2 separate regions of the Homo sapiens genome follow, and region 1 is linked to region 2. Evidence: chromatin loops called from intact Hi-C (ENCODE). Cell type or tissue: OCI-LY7. All regions are shown on one strand. Each heading gives the region's core, and the rest is flanking DNA. Links, peaks and the distances in the headings are about the cores only. Region 1 overlaps ATXN10 (ataxin 10). Region 2 overlaps TBC1D22A (TBC1 domain family member 22A).

The links. Hi-C counts contacts between places; a loop is a spot of excess contacts. Peaks named below come from ENCODE experiments on the same cell type or tissue, not always from the same donor. Only the 100,000 strongest peaks of a DNase experiment are listed, where the experiment ranks them.
Region 1: a loop joins it to region 2, with 5 times the contacts of the local background. A loop is called at or near these places in 1 of 110 quality-filtered maps.

Annotation. Positions count from the first base shown.
Region 1 is chr22:45,773,123-45,777,505 of GRCh38, reverse strand. The region is part of intron 9 of ATXN10 (ataxin 10); the gene reads right to left. Among named protein-coding and RNA genes, the nearest start is that of MIR4762, 15 kb to the right of the region's middle. In OCI-LY7, for the core only: no CTCF peak of the experiment used is centred there; a DNase peak (open chromatin) is centred at 1,785; H3K4me3 peaks cover 2,379 bases; H3K27ac peaks cover 3,929 bases.
Region 2 is chr22:46,773,679-46,778,061 of GRCh38, reverse strand. The region is part of intron 1 of TBC1D22A (TBC1 domain family member 22A); the gene reads right to left. Among named protein-coding and RNA genes, the nearest start is that of TBC1D22A, 13 kb to the right of the region's middle. RefSeq lists enhancers at 292-371, 3,656-3,725, 3,766-3,845, 3,908-4,383 and a silencer at 4,116-4,295. In OCI-LY7, for the core only: CTCF peaks have their summits at 2,536 and 3,394; DNase peaks (open chromatin) are centred at 271, 2,471, 3,271 and 3,821; H3K4me3 peaks cover 4,000 bases; H3K27ac peaks cover 3,838 bases.

The DNA.
Region 1 (4,383 bases), core at 129-4,128, 1.0 Mb after region 2:
AGGACAATAAAGGAAAATATGCAAGCTCTCTCCCAACTGTTTACCACTTGTATTTTTCTTGGAACAGAAATGCATTTTATATATTATATGAACCTGTAAAAAACACATACCTGGTAAAACATTTGAACATATACTCTAGATCAAGAGAATACTAAAACATGAAATATTCCATCATCATTAAAGAATTTTGAGTTCACAAAGGTTTAAACACCCACCCGACTCCAGCTATGGTAACAACGACATAACAGAAACTAAACAGCACTTTATGCTAACTGGATATAATCTTGATAATTATAGGCTATTCAGTGTGTAACAAAGTATGACAAACCTCTCCCTAAGGCTGATCCATCTCAGTAAGTAAGGTATCACTTAGGAGTAACATGGCAAAGTTTGAACAGGAAAACCCAAATGAATTATTTTTCGAAATATAAAAGTAGCTTTCTGGTTTATTTAAAATTAATGCTCATGCATACATAAAGTCATTCAAGTTCATCGTTGTCCACTATTCAAATGACATAAATATTATTTGCCTCAAAAAGTTCAACTTGATACATTTATTGAGAAATTATGTGCAAAAATGATGCATAGGAATAAAAAGCTGAAAACGGTACAGATCCTTCCATGAAGAAACTTTTAAAAACTCTTGTCTCAGAATCACTGGCAAAAACATAATTTAATTAGAATACCAATGCTTAAAAAAACTGGCAGCAGCAGTTAGTATTTTGGGTGATATTCATATACCAAGCATCACGTGATATACTTTACATATATTATCGTTTGTGTTTATAGCAATGCAGCAAGACATAATGCATGATTTTCATTTTCTCTATTGAGAAAGCTAGGGCTCAATTACTCTTGCCCCAGATCACACAACTAGTGGGCAGCTGAGCCATGCAGGCTTCCAAACCAGGCTGCTTGGCCTTCAAGTAGAAACTTCTCTTCCATATCAGTTTAATTGCCTTAAAGCAGGGTTCCAACTTTGACATTAAAAAAAAAAAAAGGTATCAGGGAGTGCAAATTATATGAAAAACTTCATATGGCTGTGGGTGTGTGAACTTTCCTGAGAGGGGAAAATTTTAAGGGGTAAAAAATGAAAGGTGGTCAGACAAAATATCCATGTCACGCATCACACCTGCAGACATGATCATCTTCGTTTTAAACACCTTCTTCAGTGACATGCTTATGAAAGTGCTTTATAGAATGGAAAGTGCTATCAAAAGATTGGTTGTTATTAACAAAGCAACAAGTGGGTGGTTTATGATTAAGGTAAACCATGGTCCACATTAAGTTTTAGACAGAAAGAAATGGAAACAATCACTGAAGCCTTTACACAACGGGTGTTTTTTTATTCTGCAAACTACTACCTCTGGTTAACCGTAGGCTTACAGAGTATATCACCATCTTGATTTCGAGGACATGAAAACTAAAGTTCAGAAAGGTAACAGGACATGCTCAAGGGTGGTGATGCACAGCCCTGGGTTCCCTGAATTGGGTCCCCCTCCAGCAGACAGGTCAAGTGTGGGTCAAGGACGGAACCAATGGGCTGTGGAGTGGCCACAGATGTCGGTGCCCATGGTGGCTCCACTTAATCTCCGGGAGCTCCAGGTTTCAAACACCAGCAAACGGATGTTAATGTTACCTCCCGGCTGGCTGTGAGGGGCGGAATGATCTATCAGGTTAGAGGCTGTAGAATATTTATTATTGGTGCTACCGTGCTAAATAAATCGGAGACCCAGGTCATGACATGAGGCACTAATGAGGAAGTAAAACTTGAAGCATGGAAACTACTCAACCGCTGTTTTTCACTAAATCTCTCTCAATAACAATACTGCAAGTCACATTTTTATTATAAATAGTCACACGAAGGAGAAAAACAGTGTCATTACACAGGCTAACACTGACGAAAGCCATGTTTGGCAGTCACCTAATTCTAACCATATTTTCCAATATTAACTGCATTTTAATAAAACTGAGACACTACAGAATAACTATTTCTGAACCTGCTTCAACAAGTAAACAAGAAAATGTTTGAACAGAATAAAGACAACTAAATATGGAATGAATATAAACTTTCAGCAAGCACCCACCCGTTCTACAAACCCTCACAATGTTTGTGTTTTCCAACTTGTCTCAATTTCTTACAAAATCTCCATGAAGCCACTTAAGAGAGGGTGCACCTCAGCTAACAGGCCCTATGTTGAGGTCCAGATGTGAACACAGGGACAGGGACACAGCCCCATGCCCAGGACCAGTAGCCTCCTGTTATGTCCAGCCCTCCCAGTCCTCCATGTGCACACATCTGTCCCCTGCCCACTGCCATCCCCTCCTTCTCTAGGAGTGGTAAGGACTGAGGGCCAGTGTTTCTCAAAGAAGGCCCCAGACCAAAATTCCCACCTCTAGAAATGGTGGAGTCCTAAAATCTGCAGAGTGGATAAGTGCTTCTGGTAATACAACACTAAAGTTTTACAAACTACCAGAAAAAGGGATGGGGAAAAGGCAAAACAAACAAACAAAAAACTTTAGTGTTTCTCCGACCCCTGCCTTTATTTATTTATTTGTTTGTTTTGAGACAGAGTCTCACTCTGTCACCCAGGCTGGCGTGCACTGGCGTGATCTTGGCTCACTGCAGCCTGCCACCTCCACCTCCCAGGTTTAAGTGATTCTCCTGCCTCAGCCTCCCCAGTAACTGGGATTACAGGCGCGTGCCACCACACTCAGCTAATTTTTGTATTTTTAGTAGAGACAGGGTTTCACCATGGTGGTCAGGCTGGTCTCAAACTCCTGGCCTCAAGTGATCCGCTCACCTCAGCCTCCCAAAGTGCTAGGATTATAAGCGTGAGCCACCGCGTCCAGCCCCCCTGCCTTTATTTTGTAAAAAACATTAAACATCCTTTCTCTTTTTCAGGAACCTGACATGGAAGATTTCCTAGAGTTGGGATCCTTTGCTGTACAACACTGGTCAGGACTGGAGAGGCAGGGAGGTGTCAGGTGGACATCTGGAATTTCCTAATAGCGATCTCCTCTTACATCAAAGTAGTAGTTCCCCTCTGCCTGTAAGGCAGACTTCATTTCCAACATAAGGAACAGGAGACCTGGAGCTCTCCCACAGGACTGCTTGCTCGCACACTGTGTCTGCATTATCTGTCTCACTCCAAAATAGCGATGCAGGGACTGGTAGGGACAGGCTGCCATTCCAGACAGGTGCAGCTCCTGCTCTCACTCTACTGGACAGATGGCCATGGTCAACAGTCACAGAGTTATGGAGGCCAAAAACTCCCCCAGCAGAAATGCCAAGTAGGAGGCAGGTGCCCCACCATGCCTACTAAGGCAGGGCCACCCCCAGACATTAGCAGGCTGTCACAGTACTTCCCAGAGTGCCAGCGCACACATGCACATGCTGAAATGGTGCTGGCTGAAGCACATGGCATCAAATGGTTCTTTCTGTCTGCAAGACCTGAAGAGGGGCTGTTTTGATGGCTTCATGTTTCTTACAATTTGTTTCTACAGGCCATTCTCTCTACCCAGACAGGACTGCAATGAGAAATCTACATAGTATCCCACTAATGGGAAATCATTACATAGAAATACACCTGTGGATAAACCCATCCTTCTCTTGTTCTTCCAATGGTTGAGTCTTTTAAAACAAACAAACAAACAAACATCAGTTCATTTCTTTTTTCTTTCTGTGGTTTTGTTTTTCTTGTGATTATTTTTTACTGTTTCTTCAGGTTTAATAATTCTTCATTCAGGCCAGGTGCAGTGGCTCACACCTGTAATCCCAGCATTTTGGGAGGCCGAGGTGGGTAGATCACCAGAGGTCAGGAGTTCGAGACCAGCCTGGCCAGCATGGTGAAACCCCATCTCTACTAAAAATACAAAAATTAGCCAGGCATGATGGTGCAGCCTGTAATCCCAGTTACTCAGGAGGCTGAGGCAGGAGAATCGCTTGAACCTGGGAGGTGGAGGTTGCAGTGAGCCGAGATTGCACCACTGCACTCCAGCCTGGGTGACAGAGCGAGACACCTATCTCAAATAAATAAATAAATAAATAAATAAATAATTCTTCATTCAGTAAAAAGTAGGTTCTGTTCCCATTTAACCCCCACAGAGAAGAAGGCAGGCAGGGACATCACAGCATGATCAAATAAGGCTTGTGACTCAATGAGACATAAAATGGCAATAAAAGGCATACAAATTGGAAAAGAAGAAATAAAACTTCATCCTTATTCACAGGATATGATTGTTTATGTAGAGAATCCCAGAGAATCTATTTTTCAAATCTCCTAGAATGAATGAGTTGAGCAAGCCCATACGACACAAGGTCAATGCAAAAGTTAACCATATTTCCACATGCGAGACGAACAACCAGGAACTGGCTATTTT
Region 2 (4,383 bases), core at 98-4,097:
ATACCTGCTCCATATTTAGAGATGTTTAGATACAAAAATACCAACCATTGTGTGACAACTGCCTGCAGTATTCAGAACAGTACCATGCTGTACAGGCACATAGCCTCAGAGCAACAGACGGTGCCGTACAGCCTAGGTGTGCAGCAGGCGACACTGCGCTAACTCTACCTGGGTTTGTATAAATGTGCTCTGTGATGTTCACACAGGGACCAAATCACCTAAGGACACATGTCTCAGAAGGCGTCCCCGTCGCTAAGTGATGCATGACTTTCGGAGCGGCTCCGCCACCCTGGCAGCCAGCCATCACCGAGGCCCATTTCCCCTCTCTCCTTCTTGCTGCTTCTCACTCAATCCTGGCCCTGCCCAGCTTCCCCTCAGGACTCATCACACTGAGCTCTTTCTTCTTGCTCCCTCCTCTGCCTCCTGCCAGCCTCTCTGCATGCCCCAGACTCTTCTGTGTGTTCCCAACTCTGCTCCCCAAAGCCGAGTCCTCAGTCCTCCTTCCTTCTCTTATGAAAAATCATGCTCTCTCCTGACCTCCTCCACCCGAGTAAACGGTTCTCAAACACGTGCCTCCAAGCAAAACCACTGCCAACTCTCAGCCACGAATCCACCACCTCACGTCAACGGGTTCCCCCAAAAAATCAGCTGTGCCCCACCGGCCACTCCTCACACCCACTCTTCGGTCCCCACCCTTGGACAACATCACTCTCTACCAGTCACACAAAAATAGACAATGTGCTCATCCCTGCCTCGTACCTCTCCCTCGAGCCCTCTTCTGGCGGCCCCTGGCTCTCACTGGCCCATGTCCTGGCATCGAAAACCCTCTGTCCCACTAACTTAAATCGGGGCTCCATTTTCTCTCATTCTGACCATGTATCTCCTGTGACCACCTCCAGAACTGCCATCCACCAACAGGAGGGTCAGCCTCGTCTCCTCCCTGAAGCACACCACCCACCCACGTCTCCACATCCTCTAGGTCACCTTGGAAACCTCCCACACATCTCTCTTCTCCTGTCCATCAGCCCTGGCCCTGACCCATCCCCTGCTCCTGAGAAGAACATGACAGTTGCACCGGCTGCCCCAGGGTTTGGCCTCAGCTCTGTCGTCCTGTGCCCATCAGAGGATGGGTCACTCCCCAGCTGAACATCCTTCAAGGTCTTCCTACAGGCCTTGGGGAAGAACTCGTATGCCTTCAGGTCCTATGAGGCCTGTGCAGTGTCCTCCTGCCCCTCTCGGCTCACACATCCCCTCTCGGGAGGGCTCTTTTTTCCCACCTTTTGCAAAGTGTGGCACAGGGTCCGTTTTGAATATCTACTGAACTAACTGAATTGCAAGCACTTCCTGACAGTCCCCTTCCTCTCTCTCTCCTCCCCACGGCCATGGTTCTCACCCGACATCCTGGCTGGCCTCGTCCTACCCATGCAATCTCAGGCCAGTTCCTTGACCTGAGCCTCTGTCTCTGGCACACAGCAAGAGGTCAATAAACAGTAGCAGGAGGTCTGATCAGGTCACTCCTGCTCAGAAACCTTCCCTACTCCAAACACAAAAGAGCCTCAAGCCAAAACTCCTGCAGCCACCATCCTGAACACTGACCCTCACCTCCCATCCCACCACGCAGCCGCAGCTGTGCCCACTCCTTCCATCCATACCACCCCACCACACAGCCACAACTATGCCCACTGCTTCCACGCACACCATCCCACCATACAGCCACAGCTGTGCCCACTACTTCCACGCACACCTCTGTTCTCAGGTAGCCAGCGACCCGCCAGGCTCCCAAACACACCCTGTACTCCTCCTCACTCAGGCTGTGTTCAAGCCACCCTGTGCCAAGAAGGCCTTGTCCCAGCCCCTGACTACAGAACACGCCCCACACCCCAGGTAACCTTCAAAGTCCACTTTAATGTCATCTCATGTCCTCAGTGAAAACTCCCCTTTCCTTGCCTATACTGCCACAGGGCTTCCTGGCCCCTCCGTGGCCCGCTTGGCACCAGCATCCTTGCGGCAGAAGCTCCTGGCTGGTCTGTCTCCCTCAGCAAACGAAGTCCCTCGGTAGCAGGAGTAACACCAGGCTCACCTTTGCACACGCCCCAGGGCCTCATGTGCAAACAGAGCGCATCCCATAACTGCTTGTTCCATTTAATTCTCTTCCTCACTGTGCACGTGTGTGAATGATTAAGCATTTTAAAGGTACACCGTATCTTTGAAGGAATTAACTTCCAAGAACACAGCACATTCTCTCACGACAAAACCCAGCTAGGTGACACCCTCTTAAAAGCTAGTGAGCTGCTGTAAAGGTGGCCTTTTCTCTCAGCTATTTAAAAGCATGACGGCTGAGGCAGGCACATCTGGCTGATGCACAAGCTGTTACAGTGGCTCTAGTGACTGGTTTTGGAACACAAAACTAACTCACTATAGAGATTAATTCTAAGAGAAAACAAAATGCGGCCCACAGCCAACAACCCTCTACCAGCCCTTCCAGGAGGCAGCTGTGGCCGCACAGGAATCACCTACTGCACCATCAATAAACCTGAGAACTTGGCAGCAGCCAGACCCAGTCTCAAAACAGAAGAGGTGGCGCTCTGTGCTCTTCCTCCACCCCGAGAAAGCAACTCCCAAGGCCCCAGACGTGAGCAGGAAAATAGTCATAGATTCTATAAAACTGTGGTTGTCTCTGAACCTTTCTTCCTCCCAGATCCCTTCCGTATTCGGAAAGAAGCAAGGCCAGATCTCCTCTTGACTCCCGACCCCAACAGCATAATGTAGGGAGTCCCAGGCAACTCGCTAGCCTCCCGCCCCAAACACATTCACGTGAAAACAAGGGCAGCGGGTGCACCAAGCCCTCGCGGAGGAGCTGCCACCCCTAAGAGAGCCACAGTGACACCAAGGGACCCACCCCCTTTCCAAGACCGGGTCCTCTGCCCTGTCCTCTCCACACATCCCGAGCCACTGATGGCTTTCAGCCAAGGATCAGGAGCTCATCCAGACGACTGCAATAAACATCACTCGCCTCATCTAGGTGAAAGCCTTAGAGCCAGCAAGCCTATTTTATTTTTTAGTTTAGTAAAAATGTTTGATAAAAGAAGGCCCATTTCAAACCAGCACAGCAAGGAGTAGAGGCCCAGGTGCAGAAAGCTGCACGGCACACTTAAAAATTCTATCAGCATCGGCCGGGCTCCGGTGCACACAGCGCACATGAGAAGGAAGAGGATGGCGGAGGGCGAGGCAGCGCTCAAATGAACCCAAGCATGAGCAAGAACACCCAGGAGGGACCCGTGGGAACAGAGCGGATGCAGTCGGGGGCCCAGAAATATCAGGGGCCCCGAAGCCGGAAAGGGCTCTGCCTTGGATGGGCCTGAAGGTGAACCCGTTCCCCTAGGAGCTCGGGGCCTTGAGCAGAGGCCCACCTTCCCCACTGCAGGCCGTTTACGGAAGGCAGACTCAGGGAGGAGAGGGCGCCCAGCAATGCCTGGCCCTGCCCCGGGGGGCTGCCATCAGTAACAACACAGACGTTCTCAGCCTCTACTTCCTACTTAATAAGGAAACCCACAGGTATTCTAAGCAACTGGACTCAAAGGGCCTACGTGCCCCTTCATGAACCGCAGCACTCGGGGTGGAATTTCCATGTTTATCACCAGAAAAGAGGAAACATTTCAGAAAGGGGGAACAAAAAGTCTGGGGATACTCAAAATGAAAGTTCCCCACAGCACGGGGCCCAGAAATGGGAAGAGCCCAGGCAGCCCTGTTCCCTCTGGGCCTCCTGATACCTCTGCCTCTTGTCTGCAAAGAGAACACCAGGGGGGACCTAGAACAAGCTGCTCACCTCACTCCAGAAGAATCTCTGCTGCCGAGCACAGCAAGCCTGGTTTTCCCCCAGCCTGGAGGAGCCAGGCCTCAGGCTGAGCTCAGCAGGGCTCCAAGGGCAGGCAGGCCCAGCAGGCAGCAGCCTGAGTTCAAACAGGAGGATGGGTGCGGGGGCGGGAGGAACACCTCCACCCAAGCCAGCCCACAGCAGGATCAGATTCCTGGTGAGTGAGTCAGCTTTCTCTGTAATAATTTCAACACCTGTTAAGTCCCCTAGGGAATGGAGGAGATAAGGATGAGGCTGTGATGGGTAAGGGCACAGACTTCTAAGGTTCAAACCCCAGCTTTGCCACTTATGAGCTGTGTGGCTTTGAGCACGTAGCTCAGCTTCTGAGTTTCCTCATTTGTAAAATAGGGACCACACGGTACCACCCCCAGCTGCTATGAGGACTACACGTGTGGTTGCATGTACAGTGTCTAGCCCGCCGGGTGCAGTGGCTCACACCTGTAATCCCAGCACTTTGGGAGGCCAAGGTGGGCGGATCACCTGAGGTCAGGAGTTCGGGACCAGCCTGG